Regions from separate parts of the Homo sapiens genome. Here region 2 is linked to region 1. Evidence: chromatin loops called from intact Hi-C (ENCODE). Cell type or tissue: natural killer cell. All regions are shown on one strand. Links, peaks and the distances in the headings refer to the core of each region. The heading gives the core; the rest is flanking DNA. Region 1 has its middle 220 kb from the start of CD96. Region 2 overlaps CD96 (CD96 molecule).

Region 1 (15,412 bases), core at 4,209-12,208:
TTTCACTTGACAAACTCTGACTTTTTTTGAAGACACAACTCAAATATCACATCTATTCAGTATTCCCATGGCCCTTGGGTCTACCCTGTAGGAGCCCTGACCCCACGATAGGGTGGGATTCAGAGAATGGAATTAGTTAAGGTAGCCTAACCCAGTATGAGTGGGTAGAAAATTAAAATGATTGAAAGAGTAATCTAAGGTTGGGATTGGGGAGATAACTCATTACCAGGTAAAATGGCAAATAAGAATGGAGTAAGTTTTAAGATCATTAGCTGAGAATGATTTTTTTATTTCTGAAGTTGTAAATCACTGTTGAAATATCCTTTATATATGTAGTGTATGGTGTAGAGCCAATGCGAGATGGCAAAGTCCACCCTGACTGATCACAATTTGTTATTGCTTCACATATTGATTTTTGCCTTTCATCTTAGTTGTCACCTCTAGATCCAGAGTCCTTGTTTTTCTATATTATCACAATCTCTACCATAATGCAAGGCATGTAGTAGGTGTTCAGTGAGTGTTGCTGATTGACTCATTGCCTATAGATTTGTAACTTCTTCAAGGGGGCAGTGTAAGTTAGTGACTTGTCTCTTAGGCATAGTTTTTACCTTTACAGTGGTGATGACTAGTTCACAAGGATTCTATGTCCTTGGAAATGTTGGACAATGACACTTTATAGACTGTCAAATATGCTTTATTATCAAAGACAGTGGAATCGAACTCACTTCTTTACCTCATCTTAGACCTATGTACATAAAAAGCCAACTCCAAGAAGGTATGGAACACAAATTACATGCAACTGTGGTTCCTGCTTCAACATTTGTAATGGGATAAAACAAGGTTTATTTGAAGATCAAAGGGATTGCTGTAGGGATATGTTAGGGGCTAAGGAGTATGTTAGGGACTAAGACAAGAAAAGTTGAAAACAAAAAGAACAAATTCTATAGCTTTTCCCTGCTGGGGAAAAGAAGAGAATAAGTTATGGGCTACAAAAAGTTATGATCTTGTACTGCCTCCACAACCCATCCTGTCTTCCTCCCATGGATCTACTTTAATTTACCACCCATTTTCCAAAGGCCAAAGACAGGAAAATCCCAATTTCAGTGGAATCAAGATTGTTCTTGATTTTCTGTGCCTTAGGACCTTGCTACTCAAAGTGTATTCCTAAGGTCAACAACATTAGTATCGCATAGGAGCTTGTTAGAGTTGCAAAATCTCAGGGCCTAGCCCAGACTTACTAAAGGAGAATCTGTATTTTAACACGATCCCTGGGAAATTTATATGCACTCATGATAACATGGGAAGCTATGACCTAGGATAAGCAATACACAGAGTGTCATCCTTCAAGAGAATTCACCCTAAGACATTTTAAAATCACTCCAGAGAATAATTGCCCATTCACTCTTGTTTCCACATGAGACCTGGCTTGAACCTTCTATCATCATGCTCATCCCAACAAAGCTTACCCAGCCTTTGCACAGTTCCTGTAGTCACTGAGATGATCAGCTACCTATTCACTTTTCCATTCCTCATTTACAATATGAGCTCTACAGACAATCTTGGTCAGCAAGAATGGCCAGCTGACTCACTGACCGGTATCTAAGTTATTATTACATGCCACCTTGTAGGCTTTCTCCTTTGGTGGCAGACATTAGGATTTTCTCAGTTGCAGGTGAAGAAGGAATATTTGGATTTTCTCTATCAACATTATTAATTTTTTTGATTCTATATCAACATTATTAACATTTCCCCCATATACTTTTATTTGGATATTAAAAAAATAAGGGTATAACTTTCAATCTGACCTACTCTGACTGGTACCTGGACAATAAATGACTCTTTTAAGGGAGAGCTCTCCACCCTGCTGCATTCTTCTCTGTGCCCCTAGGAGGCTGACTTCTAGAGGCTGTATTAGCTAGGTTGGGGTGCCCTTGGCCTTCTAGGTGGATTTGGCCAGTGGAAGGCATGAGGATACTAAAGGATGAGAAGAAGAAGAAGTCTGGGTGTTTTTCTGCCTTCCACTTCCCTTCAGATCTCCTTGCCATTTAGGCCTACTGGTGGTAAGAGCTTCTTGCTGATATTAATAAGTGTTTTATCATCTATTATAGGTAAGCTTGATCCTGCCCATATCTTTTAACATAATGTCTTTAATAAAGTCTCTTTAATTCCCTCTTTGAGTACTCAGTCCCATCTGTGTCCTGCCAAGACCCTGACTGATTTAGTCACATTGTTTTCTTTGCTCTCAGCTTAGTCTTAAATATGCACAATGTAGCACACTTGCAGGTTCCTGTTACTTTTAATTAGATCATTGTTCACTTGACACCTCTCTAGCCTGCTTGCAAGTGACCTCTCTTGGTGCTCTAAGTCAATGCTTCTCTAATTTTAATGACTTGCATACACATCACCTGAGCGATCTTGTTACAATCCAGATTCTGACTCAGAGGTCACGAGTGGGGCCCGAACTCTTTGACTTCTAATAAATTCTTGGGTACTGAAGGTTTTTGGGCCCACAGACCACACTTTGAGGCTTCAATTCAAACATTGAAGACCAAGAGGGATGAAGGAGAGCAATGGTTCTCCAAGCATACTTAGTTCTTAACCAGCAGCATCAGCACCACCTGAGGACAAGACTGTTACAAATGCAAATTCTGGGTCCCTAACCCAGACCTACTTAATCAGAAGTTCTGGGGTGGGGATCAGCAATCTATGTTTTAGCAAGCCCTCCCAGTGATTCTGATTCACAGCTAAGTTTGAGAATCACTGAAATAGAAGATAGTGCACTTGTAATAGCTATTTTTGAGTTAAAATTACTTGAGTGACTTCACATAAAACAAGGCATGGATTCCTCAGAATAAATCTATTCAATATAGAGAAGCAATATAATGCAGGAAATTGACATTAGCCACATTGACAGAATTTTAAATTTCTGCTATTGTCATACACAATATCATGAAGGAAAAGAAAGTTACCAATAAATGTGTTTTGAAGATAGCACATTTCCTCAAGATTCAGTTCATTTTAATCATACTTATAACACTCAGATCTATGGTAGGTACTGCAAGAGATACAAATCTCTAGTCAGTCTTTGTCTTATGGAATTTACAATCTCAAGGAGGGAAAAAAACAAGCATTGGCTGGGACTACTGCAAGGCTTCTTTCTAGGATTCAAATTATGAAATCAGAGAATAAGGAATGATCAGAAGTCTGTAAAACGGCAGCATGGAGATAGAATATTTCCTGGACTAGAAGCAAGATGGACAAGAATCAGGTGATCCTTGGATAAAGGAGAGCCACAGAGATAAACACTATTGAATTCTGTTGTCTGGTTTAGCCCTACTGTGAAGCTGCTTTTGACTAGAGTATCTTTTGTACCAAGCTTTTGAATCACAGCATCGCTCTGATTACATGCCTACCAAGCAAATTTCTGGCTTTTGCTATTGCATTTGTTGTATAGCCAGAGAACGACCATCCACTAGTATGACCAGTTTACTAGACAGTTGATCTCATTCTAAATTAACATAATTTCATTCTTGGCTCATGTTCATACTTTTGTGCATTTAAGAATTGTGAGCTAGATGTGATTGACGTGGAACACTGACAAGATAGAATTTTTGAATAGTGAGGCTAGAATTACGGGTTGGACCACAGCAGTTTCTCTACTATAATGCTACCTATATAGTTTCTTTATGGATAACCAACCAGTCTCTAGTGGTAATATCCATCTCAATATACATCCCATTTAAACCTTTGAAAGTCACACAAATATGAGAAGGCCATGGCAGTTGCATAAAAGTGGTCTGCCTAAGATAAATATTCAAAGGAAGAGTCAAACAGATCAGATTGGGAGATATGCTCAGGAAGATCAGTAAAACTTAGAGAATGGGTAGACTTTTTTTAATTGAAAAAGAATTCAAATAGCATAAAATCTACCTTTTTTTAGTGTATGATTTAGTGGTTTTTTTTTTTTTTTTTTAAGACAGAGTCTTGCTCTGTCACCCAGGCTGAAGTGCAGTGGCACAATCTCAGCTCACTGCAAGCTCTGCCTCCCGAGTTCACGCCATTCTCCTGCCTCAGCCTCCCAAGTAGCTGGGACTACAGGTGCCCACCACCATGGCTGTTTAATTTTTTTTGTTTGTTTGTTATTTTTTAGTAGAGACAGGGTTTCACCATGTTAGCCAGGATGGTCTCGATCTTCTGACCTTGTGATCTGCCCATCTTGGCCTACCAAAGTGTTGGGATTACAGGCGTGAGCCACTGCACCCGGCCTATTTAGTGGTTTTTAATACATTCACGAAGTTCTGCAACCATCACCACTATATAATTCCAAATATTTAGACTCCCAAATTGATTTGTATTTTCAATGCAATGCCAAGACCATTGAATAGATAAAGAATAGTCCTTTCAACAAATAGTGTTAGAACAATTAGATAGCCACATGCAAAAGAGTAAAGTTATATTTTTAACCTCATACAATATGCAAAAATAACTGAAAATGGATTAAAGATCTTGATGCAAGAGCTAAAACTACAAAACTCTAAGAAAACATAGCAGTAAATCTTTATGACCTCATATTTGGCAACAGATTCTTTTATGTGGCACAAAAAGCACACGACAAAAGAAAAAATAGATAAATTAGACTTCATCAAAATTAAAAACTTTTGTGCTTCAAAAGACACAAAATCACAAAAATAAAAATACAAAAAATATAAAATAAATGAATAAAATAAATAAATAGTAATAAAATAAATAAATAATATATAAATATAAATATAAAAAATAAAAAGACAATTCACGAGGTGGAAGAAAATACTTGCAAATCATATATCTGAGAAAGAGACTTGTATCCAGAATATATAAAGAATATATAAAGAGCTGTTACAACTCAATAATAAAATGAGAACTTGATTTAGAAACCTACAAATGATGTGAATAGACACATCTCTAGAAAAGATATATAAATAGCCAATAGTGCATGAAAAAAAAATGCTCACATTATTAGTCATTAGGAAAATGCCAGTAAAAACCACAACGAGATACCACTTCACAGCCACTAGGATGGCTATAATCAAAATGACAGACAATAATAGTTGTTGGTGAAGATTTAGAGAAATTGAAACCCGCCTACCTTGCTGTTGGGGTTGTGAAATGGTGCAGATACTTTGGAAAACAATCTGGCAATTCCTCAAAAAGTTAAACAGAATTACCATATGGGTCAGCAATTTCATTCCAAGACAATTGAAAACATATGTTCACAAAAAAATACACAAATGTTCATAGCAGCATTATTCATAACAGACAAAAGATGTAACAACCCAAATATCTATCAACTAATTAAAAAACAAAATGTGGTATAGTCATACAATGGAATGTTACTCAGCCATGAAAAGCAATGTAATATTGATACATGCCATAACATGTATGAACCTTAAAATATTATACTAAGGGAAAAAATGCCAGTCACAAAGGACCATGTAGTACATGATTTTATTTGCATAAAATGTCCAGAATAGGACAATTTAGAGACACAGGAAGTGGATTAGTGGTTGCTTAGGGCTGCGGGGGAGGGAGATGGAGATACTAGTAGATTAGTTGTTGCTTAGGCCTGTGGGGAAGAGGGGATGGAGATACTAGGGGGTAATACCTAAAGGTTAACGGGTTTCTTTCTGAGGTGATGAAAAATGTTCTAAAATTGTTTGTGGTGATGATTGCTTGACTCTGAATATACTTAAAACCCTTAAATTGTATATTTTCAACAGGTGAATTTTACGGTATGTGATATATATCTCAATAAAGCTGTGGTTTTTTTTATTTAAAAAAAAAAGTCAAAAAGAAATGATGGAGAGAAAACAAGTCCTTGGTATTGTTTGAATTATTGGACCATGCCTTGCCTAAAGTCATTTCTGCCTCAACACTCTCAGTTACATGAACCAGATAAATATCTCCATTGTTTAAATCAATTTGAGTTGAGATTTGGATTACTTGCAACATACTTGGATTCATAACGAACATATACTGTGGCAATGACTTATCAGGAAAAATTGAGTTAAGAAAGCAGGTTGAGAGCAGGGAAACGAAATAAAGGCTATGACAATAATTGAGAGAATGACAGGCAGTGAAAAGGAGTTGGCAATGTGGATGCTGAATCTAGAAGATTGGAAGAGGGAAAATTGAAAATGTCTGAAGAGACAAATCTTAGGAATTGGAGATCTCTGCTGAACTCTGAGCCCTGGCTGGTAAGGACAGTGTTTAATTCATCATTGCTGCATTACACAGTTTAGCTGCTGTAATAATTCCGAAGCACCATTTGCTTTCAACTATCATTTATTTCTTGCTCATATGATATGTAGACTGTGAGTCAGCTGCAGCTCTGCTTCAGGCTGCAGCTCTCTTGCCTATGGCCTCTCGTTCCAGAAGCCAGGAAGAAGGGGCAAGCCCTCTCTGGGAATACTGCTCTCAGGCAAGGGAAGGCAGGGCCAGAGCATTGGCCAAACTTGCAATGCTTTTTGAAAGCCTTTGCTCACTCATGGTGTATATCACAGCCCATATTCCTTTGCCCAAAATATGTCACATGGCCAACCAAACCCAAAGTCAATGAAGCAGAAAAGTATTACTTTCCACACGGAAAACACCATAAATCACACAGCAATGAGCGGGGATATAGTACCTTCTCCAGGAGAAGGAAGAAGTGAGTAATTGTTAACAATAACTCAATTTCTCAAAATTGCTTTTCCTTACCTATCATTCTACCTGGTATATTGTAGATAGCAAACACTTATTTATCATTTGAACAAATTAGGATATAAATGAACAACTATATGCATTGATAAATGGAGAAAGAACCTTTTGTGGAGATGCAAAAAGAAGAGGAAAAGATGAGTTTATGTTGATTTTGAAGAACTAAGGAAGGTAAGGATAGAGATTATTCAGCTAATAATTATAAAGTTGCAGAAAGAGAGTAAGAGTGAAAGTTAAGAGTGAAAGAGACACCGATGGGAGACAGATGCTGTGAAGTAGGTGAGATCACCAAGGAAGACTGTGTACAGTGAGAGCAGAAATGGGTTGTTAGAGCTGGAAGAGAAATAGATGCCATGAAACATCAGTCAGGATGTGGTCAGAGGCCAGAACAATGCAATGTCAAGGGTTTTGAAAAGAAAAGGTGGTCAATAGTGTCCAAGGTATGTTAATAACCATTAAATGATAGAGTTCTGTCACCTTTTTTTTTTCTACAGAGGTCCATTTCACACAGGAAAATAAGTTAACCGAAGGCTATATGTTAGCAAAAACCTAATTAAATTTTGTGAAGGGTGAAGAAAAGATATTTTGAAGGAGAAAAAAAGATTCAAATCACCTGATTTAAAAATTATGCCCAAGCAGCAAACAAAAATTAATATATATAGCAAACATGTAACAATAAACTTCAATTCCCTATTATAGCCAGATAAGAGAGAAGTAGCAAAGGGAATGAACGAGAATAATAAAGGAAGAGAGGAGGAAATGGAAAAAAAAGGAGGCTAGAACAAAATGAAACTAAAAACAAGGAAGCAGTCTCAGCCTAGTGGTTCTCAACACTGGCTACACGTTAGAATCACCTGGGGAGATTTTAAAAAATACTAATACTTGGGCTCAACCCTGAGAGATTCTCAACTAATAGGCCTAGAATAAGACCTGATATTGGTATTTTTAAAAAGTCCCAGGTGGTCTTAGAGGTACAGAGGAGAAATGGAGTGGCATGTGGAGTGAGGTAAATTACTTTTGTCCCATCTCGTAGTTTACTTGGACTATAGGCTCTAAGAAATCTTCAAGATGAAAATTAGCTATCATGACAGGCACAGTTCAGCTGCATTTTACTCTTAAGACAGTGAGAGTGATGAAATAAATGGGAGCTCAGGAGGTAAATAAATTCCTGAAGACCTGGCTATAATTCTAACTGTTAGGCCTTAATATCTCTTGGCATCTTAAATCTCATAGCATATCTGGGTCTGTTTCCACACCTGCAAAATGGAAACGTATAGGCAAGATGATTTCTAAGGCCATTATCACAGTTTTGATTTGAAGAGTCTTAGAAGGGAAGAGGGTAGGATGGCCAGTCAAAATCAGCTCTCTCCTGGCCTGTACTGAATGATCTATTGCACTTAAATGTACACTTAGTACATATTTTAAGGAAAAGCAAAAATGTGGTTGGGTGGAGCTAGAAAGTCAAAAAAGCAGGAAAGAAAAGGCTCTTTTAATTTCAGCATACATGAAAGTTTCGTGTTTGGGTTTTTTAAAAAATAAATATTGCTGAGTGGCACTATGTGTTTATGCTTTGGGCCTTTATTATTAATAAAACGGCACTGCTTTTCCCATTATCTACAAATGATCTGAAGTACCTTGAGGGTCAGAAAAACTTTAGCCAAGCAAGACAGTAAGGCTTATGTGGAAAATGGATGAGAACTATTTGCCTATTGGAAAGAAAAGAGGGTTGTAAGAGAGCTTCAGATTCTAAACTCTATTTTCAATTTTAGCTTCAGACAGGGAGGGAGAGGCAAGAAAGGAAACATAAAGGCAGAATTAGGGCAAGGACTGCACACCCCTACCAGCCCCAGCCCCATTACAACACTGCTTTGTACAGATGGCAGTTGCCACTTGGTCCTGGCTTTGCAGCTTCTAGGTCACCCTCTGTGCCAAGGAGAAGCAAAGCTCATGGCTTCTTTGCACCAGAGGCTGGAGGTTGCACTGACTCTTTATTGAAGTTGGTCTAACTTGCCCCACTGCAGATGTTCAAGCCCCAGAGGGCTCTGGGAGAATCAAGCCTTTTCGTTGCATTGCTTAGACCCATGCGTCTCCCTGTGTGAGCACAGTTCAGAAGCTACCTGGCGCACTTTTAAAGTGAAGAGGAGCCATACATTATGGGAATGTTTATATTAATGGATTTGATTTATCGCCAACTTCCTTTCAAAATGACCCAATTTATAGTAGCACCCTATATCAAGAAATAAATACAAATGAAAGAAGATCTAGTTAAAATATCACATTTTCTTGCTCTTCCGGGTAGGATTAGTTGTTCCTTATCTGTGCTCCTCAGTTATTATAACAATAGCTACCTTTCATCAGATGTGAGAAACATCAGCGGGCTAAGTGTTTTACATACACTTAATGCTCACAAAGCCCAAGGCTGTAAGAATTATTATTTCTCCACGTTCAGATACAAAAACTCAGCCTGAACGAGGTCAATCCATGTGATCAAGATTGCTCAGCTAATAAATGGCAGAACCAAAATATAAACACAGAATGATTAACTCTGGAATTTCAACTACTGCTAAATACTGCCTCTATCAAGCACATCTTCTTTAAAATAGCATAAATTTCTGATTATAAAAGTCATGCATGACCATCATAGGTAATTTGCTTAAATCAAGAAAAATTTTAAAAGTACTCATTCTTCATAACCTTCTCTACCAGTCACACTAGACCTTGGTTAATATTTTTATGTTTTGTGGCATTTTAAAAACTTTTATAAAAAATGTTTTACTGGATATAATATTATTTGCACTTTTCCCACAACACTGAATTCTTCATGAATACAAATTTTAACTGAAAATAATAGTTCATAATAATTTAAGTAAACAACATCCCCCTGGACTTTTGGGTTTCTTTTTTTCTGCTGTTTTAAATATCACTAGGATGAACCTCTTACACAGAAACCTTTGTTCCCACTTCTGATCATTTCCTTAAGATACATATCAAGTGGCCTGTTAAACATCTCTTCTCTGGGAACCACCTGCTCCTCCCGCAGGTGTTTTCTATATTTATATTCAAGCTGTGGAATCCTGCCTTTCTAACCATACCTAATGTGTGCAGTGTTGTATGCCAGACCCAAACTAGTCTATTTAGTTTTGGAATTTGGCATTTTAACCCGAGAGACATAGACACTGAGTGTTATTTCTAGCCAAGTCACATACTGGCAACATTCCAGAGGAAGAATGATCCTGCTGATAAGATCGCCAAAGCTGCCCTGGTTCCTGACCTTCCCAAAGCCTGGAATTTTACCCATTCCTTGTATATCCCCAGATTCACCAGTATCTTTTCAATAAATACCCTTATTTGGACACACCATGTCTGGTTGGTTTCGGAAACTTTAAATTAAAGAGACTTAATTAGTGAAAAAGAAAGTAATGTTTCTTGAAGAGGTATTACTTGGTTAAATTTAAGGTCATTCATGCATGTTGCCAAGTTGTTCCCTGGAAATTTCTATAGTTTGCATTCCCATCAGAAAACACAAGGGAGGATCCTATTATTTTTAATATTTTTGCCAAATTTAAAGGCAGATAGTACCATTTCATTCTTTACATTTGAATTTCATTAATTACCAATAATGTTTAACATTTTTATATGCTTATTAGTTATATTTTGTCAACCTCTGTGCCTATTTCCATTTGCCTGCTGTTATCTAAGGCTTTCTCTTATTGATCTATATACATCTTTATATATTGAGAATGTTAACCTTGATGAGAATACTTCTCACATTTTGCTGTAATTGTATAATTATGTATCTGTCACTCCTCTCCCACCACTGCCTTTCCTATATTTGAAGCTTCTGCCGGGCTGAACTGTACACAATTCTTGTATTAGAATGAACTAGTGTATGCTGTGTTACCAAATAGTCCAATATCTCAGTTGCTTCACACACACACACAAAAGGAATATATATTTTTTAAGTTTGTTAGGGGTGGCAGCATCCTGCTCATTTCAATGCTTAGCGACCCAGGTTGTTGGAAGCTCCATATTGACTCATGTTTCCATAAGCACTGTGACAGTTCAGGCAATTTGGTGAAGTGTGTGCTCATTCTGCCCACAAATAATGTACATCCCTTCTGTTCATATTTCATTTATCAAAATGACCCATGTTGTCATAACAAATTTCAAGTGAGAAGGGATGTACAATCCTACCACATGCCTGGCAGGAAGGGAGAGTCAAAATATACATGAAAGGCCAATGGCTACCACATCCCTGTGCTATCTCACCATTTCTCGCAGCTTCATGCTACTGGAAGGCTCTCCTTCTAGTTCTTCATGTTCAAATTCAACCAATGCTTCAAAGGTCATGTCTTTTCTGAAGTTGTTTCTTATTTCCTCCAAATGGAATTTATTTCATCATCTTCTGACCCCCCTTAAAATCTTTACTAAGAGAGTAATTTCTTTCTGTCTTGATTTACAGTCACTTATGTACATTTTTCTCTCTTTCATTTGAATTGTGAGCTTCTTCAGGGAAAGCTCTGTATCTGATTTGTGTTCATATACTTTACAGGGCTTAGTCCAGTGCCTTGTATATTAAACTTGAGATAAATGTTGCTCGAGTGAAAAACATATATAAGTCCTAACTTATAGACATTCATTTTTGCATAATACCAAGATTTACTTGAAACTCAATAGTGTTAATAATAATTAAATTTTTAAACATGCTAAACTTTAAAAAAACTTTTGTTTTAGGTTCAGGGTACACGTGCACGTTTGTTATATAGGTAAATTGCATGTCATAAGGGCTTGGTGTACATATTATTTCATCACCCAGATAATAAGCATAGTACTTGATATGTAGTTTTTTCAATCCTCACCTTCCCCCAACCCTTCGCCCTTAAGTAGGTATCTGGTGTTCCCTTCTTTTTATCCATAGGTACTCAATGTTTAGCTCCAACTTATAAGTGAGAACGTACGGTATTTGCTCTTCTGTTCCTGTGTTAGTTCACTTAGGATTATGACCTCCAGCTCCGTCTATGTTGCTGCAAAGGACATAACCTCATTCTTCTTTATGACTGCTTAGTATTCCATGCAGTATATACCACATTTTCTTTATTCGGCCTACTGTTAATAGGCATTTAGTTTGATTCCATGTCTTTACTATTGTGAATAGTGCTGCAATGAACATACATGTGCACATGTCTTTATGGTAGAACAATTTATATTTCCTTGGGTACATAGCCAGTAATGGGATTTCGGGGTTGAATGGTATTTTGTTTTAAGTTCTTTGAGAAATCACCAAACTGCTTTTCATATTGGCTGAACTAATTTACATTCCAACCAACAGTGTATAAGTGTCTGTTACTTTTTGACTTTTAATAACAGCCATTCTGACAGGTGTGAGATGGTATCTCATTGTGGTTTTGGTTTGCAATTCTCTAATGATTAGTGATGTTGAGCATTTTTTCATATGCTTGTTGGCCATTTGTGTGTCTTCTTTTGAAAAATGTCTATTAATGTCCCTTGCCCACTTTTTGGTTTTGTTTTTTGTTTTTTTGTTTTTTTTTTTTTGCTTGTTAATTTGTTAAAGCTCCTTATAGATTCTTGATATTTTGCCTTTGTCAGACGCATAGTTCGCAAACATTTTCTCCTATACTGTAGGTTGTATATTTACTCTGTTGGTAATTTCTTTTGCTGTACAGAAGCTCTTTGGTTTAGTTAGGTCCCATTCATCAATTATTGTTTTCATTGTAATTGCTTTTGGCATCTTTGTCATGAAATTTTTGCCAGGTCCTATGTCCAGAATGGTGTTTTCTAGATTATCTTCCAGGGCCTTTATAGTTTTAGGTTTTATATTTAAGTCTTTAATCCATCTTGTGTTGATTTTTGTATTTGGTGTAAGGAAGGGGTCCAGTTTCAATCTTTTGCATATGGCTAGCCAGTTATCCCAGCACTATTTATTTATTTATTTATTTATTTTGAGATGGAGTCTCGTTCTGTCACCCAGGCTGGAGTGCACTGGCCCGATCTCGGCTCACTGCAAGCTCCGCCTCCCAGGTTCATGCCATTCTACTGCCTCAGCCTCCTGAGTAGCTGGGACTACAGGCACCCACCACCATGCCCGGCTATTTTTTTCTATTTTTAGTAGAGATGGGGTTTCACCATGTTAGCTAGGATGGTCTCGATCTCCTGACCTCATGATCCGCCCGCCTCGGCCTCCCAAAGTGCTGGGATTACAGGCGTGAGCCACCGCGCCTGGCCCCAGCACTATTTATTGAATAGGAAATCATTTCCCCATTGCTTGTTTTTGTCTACTGTGTCAAAAATCAGATTCTCATCAGTGTGCAGAATTATTTCTGGGCTCTCTCTTCTGTTACATTGGTTTATGTGTCTGTTTTTGTACCAGTATCATGCTCTTTTGGTGACTGCAGCCTCATAGTATAGTTTGAAGTAGGATAATGTGATGTCTCCAGCTTTGTTCTTTTTACTTAAGATTGCTTTGGCTATTGGGGCTCTTTTTCGGTTCCATATGAATCTTAAAATAGTGTTTTCTAATTCTGTGAAGAATATCATTGGTAGTTTGATGGGAATAGCATTGAAGCTATAAATTGCCTAGGGCAGCATGGCCATTTTAACAATATTGATTCTTCCTATCTGTGAGCATGGAATCTTTTTCCATTTGTGTCATCTCTGATTTATTTGAACAGTGTTTTGCAACTCTTGTTTTAGAGATCTTTCACCTTCCTGATTAGCTGTATTCGTAGGTACTTTACTCCTTTTGGGCTATTGTGAATGGGATTGCATTCTTGATTTGCATTCAGCTTGGATGTTGTTGATGTATAGGAGTGCTACTGATTTTTGTACATTGATTTTTTTCCTGACACTTTGTTAAGTTTATCAGATCAAGGAGCTTTGGGGCAGAGACTATGGGGCTTTCTGGTATAGAATCATGTCATCTGCACACATGGATAGTTTGACTTCCTCTCTTCCTATTTGGATGCCCTTTATTTCTCCATGTTGCCTGATTGCTCTGGCCAGGAATTCCAGTACTATGTTGAATAGGAGTGTTGAGAGAGGTGAGAGAGGGTATCCTTGTCTTGTTCTGGTTTTCAAAGGTTATGCTTCCAGCTTTTGCCCATTTAGTATGATGTGGGCTGTGGGTTTTTCACAGATGGCTCTTATTATTTTGAAGTATGTTCCTTCAATGAGTGTGTTGAGAGTTTTTAATATAAAGACATGCTGAATTTTATCAAAAGCCTTTCCTGCATCTATTGACATGATCATATGGTTGTTTTTAGCTCTTTTTATGTGATGAATCACATTTATTGATTTGCATATGTTGAACCAACCTTGCATCCCAAGGATAAAGCCTACTTGATCACGGTAGATTAGCTTTTTGATGTGCTGCTGGATTTGGTTTGCTAGATTTTGTTGAGAATTTTTGCATCTATAAACATCTTAAACTTAAAATTAGCAGGTCCCTTGACTTTATCAACGTTTCTCAATTCAGTGATTAGTTGAGAAAACTGGTAGCTGCAAAGTGCTTGATAAAACTACAAACTCTTTCTCTTCAGGTGCATGTGCCAGTGGTCAAACTTCCAACACTTTTCAGAAAGGACTCTTGCATTAGTGAACATGTCACTAACGTGGTCTTGAGTTGGGCATGGTTTGAAATTTTTGCTATTCTTATTTTTGAATATAAATCACTGTTGGTTTACCTTCATCTTTTCCCATTTATATGGGTATTCATTTACTTAACCCTGTATAAGGTTTTTATATTATTTAATCCTTTATATTGTACTTTTGAACTCTAGTTTTGGACAAGAAATTTACATATATACATATATAGAAACATACACACACATATGTACACACACATATATGTATATATGTGTAAAAATATATATAATGTATATAATACATATTTATGTATATATCTATATATATACAGACATGTGTATCTGTAATATATAGAATTATATGTGTAATATGTATACATACATACACACATACATAATTTGCACACATAGATGTAGAAACTTTGCATTTATTGTTTCTTCAAATCTTCCTACAGCAGCAGATTTTAATTATTTACTTAAATGTCAGCTCCTTAACTTCTTTCCCTGACCACCCTGGTAGAGTAGCTTCTGACTGTCCTCCTGAAACTCCCACCTTCTATTCTATTCCTTGTTCTTTTTAGATCTTATTATTGCTTGAAATTCTTTTATTAGTGTGCCCATTTTATTTGATTTTTATTGTTATTCTTGCCACACTCAAAGTCAATATCTTCCCACTAAAATGCACTGTCTAGAGGATGGGGATTTTGTCTTTTAACTATACAGACAAGAAGCAAACATTGCCTGATACAGAGTATGCAGTCAAATAAATATATTTCAGATCAGTGAGTGAATGAATAAAAGATTCTTTCTGGAATGACTGGGTGGACTGTGCAGCCATTCACTTGTAAATAAAATGCAAAAGCAGGAGTAATTTTAGAGGAATCATAAGTTCATCTTTGAATATGTTGAGTTTGAAGTTCCCGTGTGATATTCAGATAAAGATGTCAAACAGAAATTTGGTCATACAGATCTAAAACAAAGGGCAAGGATATAGAGATGAAGGTCATTTGCTTATATGTGATAGCTGAAATTATGAAAATAGCTAAGTGTCCTGGGTAGGTACAGCATAAGAACAG
Region 2 (15,412 bases), core at 4,548-12,547, 300 kb before region 1:
TGATTTCCAAAGAGCAATAACTAACTGAAAAACAATTGGGACTAGGCCTAGATTTAGGTAAAATTATGAAGAAGGAAGTTTGTTCTGAATAACCTTGTAGTTTTTTGCTCAATATGGTATGGTGACTCCTTTCTTACTTTCTGACCTTGATGTCTTTATTTTGTATCTCATCAAAGTATGTTTGCAAGAAAGAATGGGATAAATTAATTTACGCTAAAGTCTAAATGGCTGAATAAGCACAATCCATTTAAGGAAAATGGGTATTTAAAAATATTTTCCATTTCATGTTTATTATCAGTGAGTCAATATAGAACATTTTGTAATGGTTAATGATGTGTGGACACTAATAGTTTTCAGCAAGTATACAGTGCCAGGCTTTTCTGGTCAATATTGATTTTCCCCAAGCAAAATAGCCTAACATAACACGATTTCAGGAGATGGTGATACCATCAGCACAATTACAAATTACAAACATTACAACACTTAAAATTATGCCATTTTCTTTTTGTAATTTCATGAAACTTCTTTTTGGACTTCTACTAACTTTCCCAATTTTAAAAGACCCCTCAAAATAATTAAAAAATTAAAAAACATAAGCCACTTTGGAAAAGTAGGGAGTTATTTTTCTAATTTTGACTTTGAGGTTTTTTGTTTTGTTTTTAATCTGTTAATAACATGTAGTGGGAAGTATGGTGAGAGAGGTGAAGAAAATGGAGTTTCCCGTTGATGGATTCCACATGTCTGAAAACACTTAAATACATAAAGGTAAACTTTCAAGACCAGAAAGATATTATAAAAAATAGCCTTTCAGCAAGATGAAGAGATGAACAATTCTGGTATCTCTTGCTCCTGCAGGAGAGAACATCCTGAAGAATGCTTGTTTATAGAATCGTCTGTAAGATGGAGTTGGCTACTTCTAGTGATTCATCTTTTGATGAAACAATACTTTCCTGAATGCTTATCCACTCTATCATTTAGGGATCTAATTTTCAGAATGTGAAAATTTGGCTAATTTGTATGCCCTTTTAAAGTCTTCTTGGGAGTCTCAGCAGAATTATGTTACTATTGTCTATTTTTTTTTTTTTGAGACAGAGTTTTTCTCTTGTTACCCAGGTTGGAGTGCAATGGCGCAATCGCACTCACTGCAACCTCTGCCTCCCGGGTTCAAGTGATTCTCCCATCTCAGCCTCTCAAGAAGCTGGGATTACAGGTATGTGCCACCATGCCTGGCTAATTTTGTATTTTTAGTAGAGACGGGGTTTCTCCACTCTGGTCAGGCTGGTCTCAAACTTCTGACCTCAGGTGATCCACCTGACTCAGCCTCCCAAAGTGCTGGAATTACAGGCGTGAGCCACCGTGCCCTGTCGCTATTGTCTTTTAATTGACTGAAATGTTCTGTGTACTTCAAGGCAACATTATGTTCGTTAACTGCATGAGGTAATTCTCCTTTAAATCCTTTGAGTACACATTTTCACAAATCTACAAACAAACACTACTTTGACATTTGGATGATAAACACCAGCTTGACTGATAAACTTCTCTACAGCACCAGTATCTGCTGAAAATATGAACATGAATACTGTGTTATTGGAGCTTCTCAAGTAAATTATTATATCCTTCCTTGAGCATAACATCAGATTCTTCCACGATTTCTTTAAATTTCATTTTTTGGTAAAGTTTGTTCAACAAAGACACTATTGATGGGCAGCATACTATTCTACCATAAATGGGTACTTCTCTTGAAGTTAACAGGTTCAACTTCAATAATAAAATATTTTTCCTTTAGTTGCAATAACCTCTTTGACATTCACCTGTGACAAGTTTATAGTTGTCAATCATATTATGACACATTAGGCATCTTTTCCCTTGGTAGGAAAATCTACTTAGTGTCATATCAAAGTCCATTATTACTAAAGTTTGGCATCTTCCTTTAATAAAACCACAGATAATTTGTTATTTTTGCAGGGTTCTTGATGCAAACTGAACTTTTCTGGAATTCTTGCATCATTTTTACATGCACAGCAGACTTTTGATGAGCAACTTCTTAGCTATTCAATACTCCTTAAGGCATTCTGAGTTCTTCTGTTTTCGATTTTGTCCTTGAACAACAGTATAGGTGGCAAACAATATCCGGAGATACAAGGCCTGGACACAGGAATTTTGATGATCTTGATTTTTCATCTCATCTTCCTTTTCAAGGTGAATATGTACTGGGCCAGCACCACCTCTGCCGCCAGGATGCACACACTGATGCTAGCTTCTGTGCCCAGTTTTGCCATGTCCACCTGGTCCACAAATGTGGCCCTCATACTCTTGCTGACAAAGATGACATTCACAAGCTTTGGAAGTATGGGGCTTATGCCTTAACCATGGGGAAACCCATGAAGCCCCCAGAAATTGGTGCAGGCGTGCCTGACCATGTATCTGTATCACAGACACAGATACTGCATTTGTTTTTTTTATTTTTATTTTTTTACAAATTGTAGCTTTGTGGCAACCCTGTGTCAAGCAAGTCTATAGGTGCCATTTTTTTTCCAACAGCATGTGCTCAATTCATGTCTTTGTGCCACATTTTGGTAATTCTTGCAATATTCCAAACTTTCATATTATTGTTATATCTACTATGGTAATCTGTGATCAGGGATCTTAAATGTTACCATTGAAATTATTTTGAGGCATCACAAACTGCACCCGTAGAAGATGGAGAACTTAATTGATAAATGTTGTGTGTGTTCTAACTGCTTCACTTGCTGGTGGTTCCCCCATCCCTCTTCCTCTCCTTGGGCCTTTTTTTTTTAATCTGAGACAAAACAATATTGAAATTAGGCCAATTAATAATCCTAAAACAGCCTCTAAGTATTCAAAGGAAAGGAAGAGAAGCACTTTTCTCACTTTAAATCAAATGCTAGAAATAATTAAGCTTAGTGAGGAAGGTACGTCAAAAGCTGAGATGGGCTCAAAGCTAGGCCTTTTGGGCCAAATTGTTAGCCAAGTTGTGAATGCAAAGAAAAAGTTATTGAAGGCAACTAAAAGTGCCACCTCAGTGAACACATAAATGATAACACTGCTGACATGGAGAAAATTCGAGAACATGTGGTGTTTGGCTTTTTATTCCTGCATTAGTTTGCTGAAAATAACAGATTCCAACTCCATCCATGTCCCTGCAAAGGACATGATCTCATTCCTTTTTATGACTGTATAGTATTGCATGGTGTATATGTATTACATTTTCTTTATCCAGTCTATTATTGATGGGCATTTAGGTTGATTCCATGTCTTTGCTATTGTGAATAGTGCTGCAATGAACATACCCTTGCATGTGTCTTGAATAATAGAATGATTTATATTCCTTTGGGTATACACTCAGTAATGGGATTGCTGGGTCGAATGATATTTCTGCATCTAGGTCTTTGAGGAATCGCCACAATGTCTTCCACAATGTTGAACTAATTTACACTTCCACCAGCAGTATAAAAGCATTCCTTTTTCTCCACACCCTCATCAGCATCTGTTGTTTTTTGACTATTTAGTAATAGACATTCTGACTGGTGTGAGATGGTATCTCATTGCGGTTTCGATTTGCATTTCTCTAATGATCAGTGATGTTGAGCTTTTTTTTCATGTTTCTGGCCACATGTATGTCTTCTTTTGAGAACTGTCTGTTCATGTCCTTTGCCCACTTTTTAATGGGGTTGTTTGTTTTTTGCTTGTAAATTAGTTTAAGGTATTTATAGATGCTGGCTATTATACCTTTTTCAGATGGATAGATGGCAAAAATTTTATCCCATTCTGTAGGTTGTCTGTTTACTCTGTTGATAGTTTCTTTTGCTGTGCATAAGCTTCTTAGTTTAATTAAGTCCCATTTGTCAATTTTTGTTTTTGTTGCAATTGCTTTTGGCATCTTCATCATGAAATCTTTGCCCGTCCTATATCCTGAATGGTATAGCCTAGCTTTTCTTCTAGGGTTTTTATAGTTTTGGGTTTAAGTCTTTAATCCATCTTGAACTGATTTTTGTATATGGTGTAAGGAAGGGGTCCAGTTTAAGTTTTCTGCATATGGCTAGCCATTTCTCCCAGCACAATTTATTAAATAGGGAATCCTTTTCTCATTGCTTGTTTTTGTCAGGTTTGTCAAAGATCAGATAGTTGTAGGTGTGTAGTCTTATTTCTGGGTTCTCTATTCTGTTCTATTCGTCTATGTGTGTGTTCTTGTACCAGTACAATGCTGTTTTGGTTACTATAGCCCTGCAGTATAGTTTGAAGTTGGGTAGCATGATGCCTCCAGCTTTGTTCTTTTTGCTTTGGGTTGCCTTGGCTATTTGGGCTCTTTTAAAATAGTTTTTTTTTTTTCCAGTTCTGTGAAGAATGTCAATGGTAGTTTAATGGAAATAGCATTGAATCTATAAATTGCTTTGGACAGTATGGGCATTTTCATGATACTGATTCTTCCTACCCATGTGCATGGAATGTTTTTGCATTTGTGTCATCTCTGATTTCTTTGAGCAGTGGCTTGTAGTTCTTGAAGAGGCTCTTCACTTCCTTTGTTAGCTGTACTCCTAGGTATTTTATTCTTTTTTGTGGTAATTGTGAATGGGAATTCATTCATGATTTGGCTGTCAGCTTGCCTGTTGTTGGTGTATAGGATTGCTAGCAATTTTTGCACATTCATTTTGTATCCTGAGATTTTGCTGAAGTTGCTTATCAGCTTAAGAAGTTTTGGGCTGAGAAAATGTGATTTTCTAGATATAGAATCATGTCATCTGCAAACAAAGATAGTTCAACTTCCTTTATTTCCTATTTAAATGTGCTTTATTTCTTTCTCTTGCCTGGCTGCCCTGGCCAGAACTTCCAATACTATGTTGAATAGAAACGCTGAGAGAGGGCAACCCTGTACCGGTTTTCAAGGGGAATGCTACCAGATTTTGCCCATTCAGCATGATATTGGCTGTGGGTTTGTCATATATGGTTCTTATTATTTTGAGGTATGTTCTTTCAATCCTTAGTTTATTGAGAGTTTTTAAGATGTTAAATTTTACTGAAGGCCTTTTCTGCATCTTTTGAGATAATCATGTGGTTTCTGTCTTTAGTTCTGTTTATGTGATGAATCACATTTATTAATTAGTGTATGTAGAACCAGCCTTGAATCCTGGGAATGAAGCCAACTTGATCATGGTGGATAAGCTTTTTGATGTGCTGCTGAGTTTGGTTTGCTAGTATTTTGTTGAGGATTTTTGCATTGATGTTCATCAAGGATATTGGTCTGAAGTTTTCTTTTTTTGTTGTATCTCTGCCAGGTTTTGGTATCAGGATGATGCTGGCCTCATGGAATGAGTTAGGAAGCATTTCCTTCTTTTAAATTTTTTAGAATGGTTTCAGTAGGAATGGTACCAGTTCTTCTTTGTTCCTCTGGTAGAATCCAGTTGTGAATCCATATAATCCTGGGATTTTTTTGGTTAGTAGGCTATTAATTACTGTCTCAATTTCAGAACTTGTTATTGGTCTATTCAGGGATTCAGTTTCTTCCTGGTTCAGTCTTTGGAGGGTGTATATGCCCAGGAACTTATCTATTTCTTCTAGATTTTTTAGTTTATTTGCAGAGAGGTGTTTATACTTTTCTCTAACGATTGTTTGTATTTCTGTGGGGTCAGTGGTAATATCCCTCTTATAATTTCTGATTGTGTTTGATTCTTCTCGCTTTTCTTCTTATTAGTCTAGCTAGTGGTATATTTATCATATTAATCTTTTTTAAAAAACCAGCTCCTAGATTGGCTGATTTATTGAAAGGTTTTTTGTGTGTCTATCTCCTTCATTTCAGTTCCAATCTTGGTTATTTCTTGTCTTCTGCTAGCTTTGGGGTTTGTTTGCTCCTGGTTCTCTAGTTCTTTTAGTTGTGATGTTAGTTGTTAACTTGAGATTTTTCTAGCTTTTTGATGTGAGCATTTAGTGCTATCGATTTCCTTCTTAGCACTGCTTTAGCTGTGTCCCAGAGATTCTGGTACATTGTATTGTTGTTCTTGGTTTCAAAGAACTTCTTGATTTCTGCCTTAATTTCATTATTAACCTGAAAGTCATTCAGGAGCAGGTTGTTCAATTTTTATGTAGTTGTATGGTTTTGAGTGAATTTCTTAATCTTGAGTTCTCATTTGATTGTGCTGTGGTCTGAGAGACTTTGTTATGATTTCCATTCTTTTGCATTTACTGAGGAGTGTTTTGTTTCTGATTATGTGATAAATTTTAGAGGAAGTGCCATGAGGTGATGAGAAGAATGTATATATTCTGTTGTTTTTGGGTAAAGAGTTCTGTAGATATCTATCAGGTCAACTTGATCCAGAGCTGAGTTCAAGTCCTGAATGTCTTTGTTGATTTTTGCCTTGATGATCTGTCTAATATTTTCACTGGGGTGTTAAAGTCTCCCACTATTATTGCATGAGAGTCTAAGTCTCTTTGAGGGTCTCTAAGAACTTTCTTTATGAATCTGAGTGCTCCTGTATGTGTGCATATATGTTTAGGACAATTAGGTCTTCTTGTTGAATTGAACCATTTACCATTATGTAATGCTCTTCTTTGTCTTTTTTTTTTATCTTTGTTGGTTTAAAGTATGCTTTGTCAGAGACTAAGACTGCAACCTCTGCTTTTTCCTGTTTTCCATTTGTTTGGCAAATTTCCCTCCATCCCTTTATTTTGAGCCTCTGTGTGTCTTTGCATGTGAGATGGGTCTCTTGAAGACAGCATACTGACAGGTCTTGGTTCTTTATCCAGCTTGCCATTCTGTGTCTTTTAATTGGGGCATTTAGCCCATTTACATTTAAAATTAATATTGCTGTGTGTGGATTTGATCCTGTAATCATGATGCTAGCTGGTTATTTTTCAGACTTGTTTATATGGTTGCTTCATAATGTCAATGGCCTGTATACTTCAGCGTTTTTTTGTAGTGGCAGGTAATGGTCTTTCCTTTCCATTTTTAGTGCTTCCTTCAGGACCTCTTCTAAAGCAGATCTGGTGGTAATGCATTCTCTCAGCATTTGCTTGTCTGAAAAGGATATTATTTCTTCCTTATGTATGAAGCTTAGTTTGGCCAGATATGAAATTCTGGGTTGAAAATTCTTTTTTATGTATGTTGAATGTAGGCTCCCAATCTCTTCTGGATTGTGGGATTTCTGCTGAGAGGTCCACTGTTAGTCTGATGGGCTTCCCCTTTGTAGGTGACCTGGCCTTTTTCTCTGCCTGCCCTTACCATTTTTTTCTTTCATTTTGACCTTGGAGAATCTGACGATTATGTGTCTTGGGAATGATCTTCTCATGGAGTATCTTACTGGGGTTCTCTGTATTTCCTGAAATTAATGTTGGCTTGTATTGCTAGGTTGGTGAAGTTCTCCTGGATGGTATGTTTTCCAAGTTGGTTCCATTCTTGTCTCTTTCAGGTACCCCAATCAGTCATAGATTCAGTCTCATTGCATAATCCCCTGTTTCTCAAATGTTTTGTTCATTTTTTTCACTCTGTTTTCTGTTTTTGTTGGCCTGTCTTATTTCAGAAAGACAATCTTCAAGCTCTGAGATTCTTGCCTCCACTTGGTCTATTCTGCTATTAAAGCTTGTGATTGCATTGTGAAGTTTTTGTAGTGTGTTTTTCAGCTCTATCAGATTGGTTATGTTCCTCTCTGTACTGGCTATTTAGGCTGTCAACTCCTGCATTGTTTTATCATGATTCTTAGCTTCTTTGCATTGGGTTACAATGTGCTCCTTTAGCTCAGTGAACTTCATTTTTATCCATATTCTGAAGGCTACTTCTGTCATTTCAGTGATCTCAGCCTTAGCCCAGATCTGAACCATTGCTGGGCAGGTGTTGAGATTATTTGGAGGAAAGGGAGCATTCTGGTTGTTGTTTTTTTTCTTTTTCTTTTTCTTTTTTTAAAGTTTTCAGTGTTTTTGTGCTAATTCTTTCTCATCTTTGTGGGCTTATCTGCCTTTGATCTTTGAGTTTGCTGACCTTTGGATGGTTTTTTTGTTTTGTTGTTGCTGTTGTGTTTTATTTGTTTTCTTTGAACGACTAGTCTGGGCACTCTTCTGTAGGGCTACTGTGGTTTGCTACGGGTCTACCCCAGACCCTAGTCACATTGGTTTTTCCAGTACCTGGAGGTATCATCAGTGAAGGTTGTGAAACAGCAAATATGGCCACCTGCCTATTCCTCTGAAAGCTCTGTCCCAGGGGGGTACTGACCTGTTGCTGGCCTGACCGTGCCTGTAGGAGGTGGTTGGAGATTCCAGTTGGAAGATCTCACCCAGTCAAGAGGAATGGAATCAGGGACCTGCTTAAAGATGCAGTCTGGCTGCATTTTGGTAGAGCAGCTGTGCTATGTTGGAGATCTCTTCAGCACCCAATTGATTTGGGCTCTTCAAGGCCCACAGCCTGAACTGGATGAGATGCCCAAACAGCAAATGTCTGCCTCACCCACTGGGCACTCTGTCCCAGGAAGAAATTAGAACTCTGTTGGCCATAGAACATGGGTGGGGCTGGCCAGAGGCCCTGGCTGGGAGGACCCTCCCAGTGAGGAGGAATGGATCTGGGTCTGTTTAAAGAAGCAGTCTGGTCATTCCTTAACAAAACAGCTGTGCTGGGGAACTGTGTTGTGGAACTGCCTCTGCTCTGTTCCGTTTGGACTTTCCAGTGCCTACAGGCTGGAAGGGCTGAGTCATCCAAACAACCAAGGTGATGGCCCACCCCTCCCACAAGGCACTCTGTCCCAAGGAGACATCAGAGTTCTGTCCATAGAATACAGCTGGTGGGGTGGCTGGAGGCCCCAGCTGTGAGGTCCTGCCCAGTGAAGAAGAACGGATCAGGGTTATGGCTATTGTTTTGGCTGGCTTCATAGTATTTCATTGAGTTATCTCATCCTATTTGCCATTTCTTATTACTGAACATATTTTTCACCCTCTTAATACCCTCTCACTCCTACTCATGTACACAGATTTATACATGTTTTCTCCCTGTCTCATCCCTTATATCTCCATCAAAAGCAAATGCTGTCCTGAATGTTTATAATTATTATTCACTTATAAAGCTTAAAATTTTATATCACATATTACGTCTAAGGCATATGGTGTTTATACTTGCTTTAAAATTTCATTAGAAAATATGCCATATGTTGTTATTTGGTATTTACTTTTTAATTCAACATAATGTTATTAAGATTCATTCATGCTGTTGTATATGGTTGCCATTCACTTGTTTTTCATTGCTCTTTAATATTATATTTTATTAGTATACTACAATTTATTTATCTGTCCTCCTGACTATGGCCATTTAGATTACTTAAAGTTTTTGCTATATGAACAGTGTTTCCTCCAAACATTTGTGTGCATATCTCATGCATAGATGTACTAATTTTGGAGGGATTTTTATATCTAGGAATAGAATTGTTGGATTGTAGGTATGCACATATTCAGCTTTGAAATACAATGCCAAAGGATGGTGGAAAGTGATGGTACCACCAGTAACATATAAGAAATTATGTTGAAAGGATGCTGGATAAATCCTATTCAATAGTTGGCAATATCAGATTTCTTAATTTTTGTAAACTGATTACATATAAAATGATTTTCTAATTCTAGTCTTCATTTATATTTCCTGATTACCAGAGACACTGAGCATTTCTTTTTTTTTTTTTTTTTTTTTTGAGACGGAGTCTTACTCTGTCACCCAGGCTGGAGTGCAGTGGCGCAATCTCGATCTTGGCTCACTGCGAGCTCCGCCTCCCGGGTTCACACCATTCTCCTGCCTCAGCCTCCCGAGTAGCTGGGACTACAGGTGCCCACCACCACGCCTGGCTAATTTTTTGTATTTTCAGTAGAGATGGGGCTTCACTGTTAGCCAGGATGGTCTTGATCTCCTGACCTCGTGATCCACCCGCCTCAGCCTCCCAAAGTGCTGGGATTACAGGCGTGAGCCACTGCACCCGGCCGAGATTGAGCATTTCTTTAGATGTTTCTAGCCACGTGTGTTTCATGTTTTGTGGTGTGACTTTTGTTTATTTTGTCATATTTGTTATTAATTTGTAGGCATTCTTTGTAATCTCTTGATGTAAAATTTTGATCCTTAGTCAATTATATATTCCTGATTCATTTTCAATTATATGTGTGGCAAATATGTTCCCCAGATTATAGCTTGCTTTTTGTTTTACTTTTTAAAGACGTCTTTTGATGAACCCAAGTTTCTTAATTTTATTCTAATTTTTACATATTTTTTATGGTTATGTCTCTTTGTTAAGCCCTTCCCTACTCCAAAGCAGGAGGAAATCCACATTTATTTTATTCCATGTTTTAATGTTTTGCTTTTGACATAAAGATCTTAAACTATATAGAGTTATTTTTGTGTAATGTGCATGGCAGGGGTACATTTTAATTTTTTTTCTTATCAATAATCACTATTTCTAGATCCTTTTGCTGAACAGTCTCCTCTTTTCACAGTAATCTGCCACACCATCTTTGATAGACACTTAAGTTCCATTTATTTTTAGATTTCTTTCTATGCTCCCCCTTCTGAATACTGTCTTTTCAATTCTTATATTTGGGTACTGGGTTCATGGGTGTCTATTACATTAACATATTTATTAAAAGAAATATGTTAAATTACAGAGGGTCATGCATCGACCAATGATGAAAGTGTCTCATGAATTAAATATTATGATTAATTCAAATCTGTGAGCCTGAGGGCCATCAAAAAGATAAAATAAATAAACAATGCTACAAAGAGCAGTCCTATTCATGTTCTTTTTCTCTCTTTCTTGCCTAAGGACAAGTTCCCAGGAATGAGGGAGCAAGAGTATATGAAATATTTTTAAAGGTTTTAACTGTAAAACTTAAATGCTTTCCAAAGGGACATACACATTACGCTTTGTGGCAAAGAGTCTAACATTTAAATTCAGAGTTCTGGCCCTGTGGCATCCATCGTCCTCTCTCCTTTTGCTCCAGCCTCCTTCCTTACCACTTCCCCACCACACTGATCGTTGTCTAATACCACTAAGAGGCAATATATTTCTTCTTCAGATCCTGTCTGTATCTGCTAAAGCAGCACTTACAGACTCTACTGCTAGTTGGCCAGATTAAAAGGAAGAATGAAACAATTTCTGGACTCACGTTGGTCTCTCTCTTTTCATTTTTATTACTGATACGCATTTTCTAGCTAGTTTGCTCTTTCCCCAAATATATTCACAGCTTGCTCTTTCGGGTTGACTGGTTATAGCATTGCTCAGATGTCACCTTCCTCAGTAAGACCTTTCAAGACTGCCCATTTAAAATGGCAACCCTTCACTCTCGATTCCCACTGTCTCCCTCCTGTGCCTTTTTTTCATATAACTTATCACCACTTGTCTGTCTCCCCTTAATCAGAATTTGGAGCTTAGATCTCTTTTGTCCATGGGTGTAGTCTCAGAATCTACAACAATACTTTAAACATGATAGATGCTTTGTGAACATTTGCAAATATTATTACAAACAAAGCACATAGATGTCGTTCAATATATCTGTCGGATGAATGACTGAAGTCCAGAGGACTCAAGGGACCCACGATTATACTTAACATTTTTTGGTATCTGTCCCACTGGAGGTCCAGGGATAGTTGAAGCCTCGGGTAGTCATACTGGAATTGCTGGCTGAAAGACAAAATTATTTTCAGAATCCAGCTTTTTTCGAAAGCTGTAATTTAACTTTGCTTTGATGCACAGAATTTTTAATCTATGTGACTTTGGGGAAATCTGAAATTGAAAATGTGCTTCCCTATGCAGGAACACTAGCTGGCATATTAAGCAAAAGCTCTGTAGTTTATGTTTAATGCCAGCTTGTCACTGATTTGTGTTCTTTTTCTGTTCTTGTCACAAACTCAGATCACTGAGAGTATTGTGAAGACTACTTTAATATTACCTTAAAATCCCTTGACAAATAAAAGATACAATATAATAAATCACCAGCCCTTATTTTTTAAGATTATAGAAATTGTCATATCAATATATAGTCACCGCAGAGTAACCCAAAACCAAGATATTAACAAACATCAAATGAAAAATACAGCTGTTTGCTGAAACGTCAACATTATAGAAGCAGTAGTAAAACTTGTGAGTGTGTTGTCTCTTTCCAATCATGTAGGAAAACTTTGCTGAACTCACGTTGAGGAGTGGTGTTTGGCCTCAAGGCACTCACATCTACAAGGGTCACTGAAGATGTAGCTGGATATCCTATTTTGAAAATAAAATTCCCAAATTATTATATGTATTTACATTCGTATGTTTAACTGTGCCACTACATTTAACAAGAGCCTGGAATATTAGAGTTGGAAAGAATCTTAGTGAACAGCCTCATTTTATAAATGATGAAACCGAATCCAAAAGGAATATGCTTGTGGTTAAATAATCAATATCCAATATCATTTCTTTGCTATTAACCCGGTTTCCTAATTCTAAATGTATTATATTCATACTTTCAAAATATATTATTTCAGTGTCTACTGTATGCCAGACTCTATTCTGCACGCTGGGGATATAGTAATAAACAATGAAGACAGGGTCCCTGCTCTCATGAAACTTACCTTATAGTGAATTTTCACAAATACTACTGTGAAAACCGTATCTTCACATGCTAAATATGGTTTCATATTTACTTCAATTGTTAGTTTGCAAAGTCATTTCTCCATCTTTATACTCCATAATTGTTACATTCTCTTCCTTCCCCCTCACTCCCCCAAAATGAAAGACTGATTCATATTCATTTGAAAATAGCTCTATATTTTAGAACTATTATATAAAGCAAGGTAGATTAAAGAAGAATATCCAACAACAGTCCATTGAAATCAGGTTTATATCTCTTGGAAATAAAAATTTTAAATACATTTTGTGTGCATTTCTCTTTTGGTCCAAAATGTATTTAAGGTGGTTTATATCAATGTGCAATACAAGAAGATAAAAGCAGAAAGGCAAAATAGGAACAAGGAAAATACAGTAGAAAAATTATGTTGAGTCCTGTTGAAACCTAAACAGGGATAGTGGACAAAGTGCATTTCCTGATGTCTTATGCTCTTAGTAGATGTGGGCCCCACATTTGGTCTGACCTTTCTGGTAGGAAGTGCTAAGAAATAAAGAGTATAGGTTATGTGCTTGATGAATATAATAAGATAAAAACAGTATTATTATGAATAGCTAGAGAAATAGTTATTCTTTTTGTTGTGATTAAAAAGAAACTTTTCCCCAGATCTTCATAAAAAGAATGCTGTATAATTGTGTAAAGTATCCTATAAAATATCATTACAGTATGATAGCCAGTATGTTCATTCATCCTCAAGCTTTAGTTGGTAGTGAATGGCAGCCAGCTTTCCTGGTACCTCAGTTATGTGAAAGGACATGCCTTAAATAGAGAACATGGGCAATCAAATCAAATGAATAAGTTGGCATTGTGGTTAATGCATTTATAAGTAGTTCACATCCAGAGGTCATCAATGATAACCTTTTTTTGCAATGCAGCCTATCAATGAACTACAAAAAGATACTTACACACCGTGGCTTCATGATTAAAAGAGTCATACATATAAAATACTTAGAAGAGTGCCTGACATGTAGTAAATGCTAAAAAGTATGTCTTAGAATCTGTAAAATAGGTCACTTGCAGTTTAGCAGATGTTGATAATACAAGCATATTCTAACTATAGGCCACTTGAATCTCCTGAGGAGTTCCACAATTACCCCATTTACCTTGGTCTTTCTGGAAGAAAGTTGATCTAAGGTAACTAATTCTTTCTTCCCCAGGCCTGGCCCAAGTCAAGAACTACATTCCAAAGTGTTGCACTAGAAAAGGGCTAATAGTCAGAAATACAGAGTGTGATAGTAGGCTGGGGCATTAGCTTTGTGGTAGGGTAATAACTTCTCACTGGCAGAATCACCTACAATTCTTCTCCTCTGCCATCCCACTGAGCCATCAGTACCAGATTCTTGTGCGGTAATTGTAACTTCTAGCTCACTGCCTCCCACCATTCATCAAAGGCTGTATTAATAGAAAAATTGCACAAGATTGACTACCTAAAGCATATATGATGCTTTTGTAGATTGCTTTGAACTGAGTATTGGAACTACATTCCTAGTCACTGTGGAATTGCTCTTATATAGTACTGAGGATTTTCCCATTGGCTGACACTAGATGACAGTCTAATACGATGCGGGGAGGGGTCGCCATTGTTCACTTGCAGTGAGAAAGTCCCTGGGACTGTGCTCCACCACGCCCTCTAGAGGAGGGCCCAGGCAGTCTCTGCATTAAGAGCGGCTGTGCTTCTGGACAACTGCCTTGTTATACCATTTTACAAACCTATGGATCACCAAGTGATTTATAATTTTATTTCTGTCATTAAGAAGACTTTGCTTTTGTTCTCTCTGCAGCAATTCCTTCAGTTACCTCTTTTCAAAATTCTGTATTGTTATGTATTTTTAAAGTTACTTCATATTCCTTTTGGGACAAGACAAGGTAAAAATTATATAGAAGAAAATAAATAAATTAGGTATAAGTAATTTGAACACTGTGAGATACTGAGAGATATGATAGGCTCTTCCTAATGAATAAAGATGGTTCTTTCCTCCTTCCTCCCCTACCTTCTCTCTCTCATGCTGAGAATTAACCTCCAAAAGTATTTGCTGAGAGACTTGGTAAGTAAATTCAAAGGAATTGTTCTTAACAGTGGTGCTATGATAACAATTGTCATAATGAGGATGATGAAAAAGATCTAGGAAATAAACATCAAAGAACTTAATATTTATTTGTAAACTACATGACCACTACCTAGAAATCTCAGTCTAATAAGCAACTGCCAGCAGCCTTTAAAAATATATCTTACCTGCAAGCAACAGACACTTTCCTATGCCAGCCTGGTTGCCCACACTGGGTGCTGGCACTGACCAGGACATGTGATTTAATTCTGGCAGGAATCACAGGAATCCTGATGAAGTATAACTTGATTGGGAATTTCATTTATATTAAAATGACTGATTAAATGTTCTCTTCTGGAGGTCAGAAAATAATGTGACATAAATCATTTCTCAAGGGTTACTGCAGGAGAAGGAGAACTCACTCATTTGATTCTACCTATTATGTTATTTAGGGACCTTGTTGGGGGAGAAACATGCCTCAGGGATGCATGCTGCCTTAATCCTTGTGTGACTATGTCTCTGCCCCAACTTAGACATCTATGTTGCTTTACCCTTCTCACACACAGTGCTGTGGAGTACATTGAGGGCTGAATACATGCCAAGTGTGGGGAACAAAAAGATCAATGATACCTAGTCTCCTAGTCTCTTTCCCCAGGGAGCACAAAGTTATTTCGCTCCTATTGGTCTCCAGCTGAATTTTCTTTAGACTTTCACTTGAGGGTCTGAACCAACTTGAC

Evidence for each region. A loop is a pair of places that touch in the nucleus more often than their neighbours do. Peaks named below come from ENCODE experiments on the same cell type or tissue, not always from the same donor. Only the 100,000 strongest peaks of a DNase experiment are listed, where the experiment ranks them.
Region 2: a loop joins it to region 1, with 6 times the contacts of the local background. A loop is called at or near these places in 3 of 110 quality-filtered maps.

The regions. Positions count from the first base shown.
Region 1 is chr3:111,316,486-111,331,897 of GRCh38, reverse strand. No RefSeq gene overlaps it. Among named protein-coding and RNA genes, the nearest start is that of CD96, 220 kb to the left of the region's middle. In natural killer cell, for the core only: no CTCF peak of the experiment used is centred there; DNase peaks (open chromatin) are centred at 7,057 and 7,567; H3K27ac peaks cover 1,092 bases.
Region 2 is chr3:111,620,569-111,635,980 of GRCh38, reverse strand. It overlaps CD96 (CD96 molecule), which reads right to left. Exons shown (of 14, transcript NM_005816.5): 9 at 12,159-12,227; 10 at 11,577-11,648. It also overlaps the pseudogene NT5C3AP2. Among named protein-coding and RNA genes, the nearest start is that of ZBED2, 33 kb to the right of the region's middle. In natural killer cell, for the core only: no CTCF peak of the experiment used is centred there; no DNase peak of the experiment used is centred there.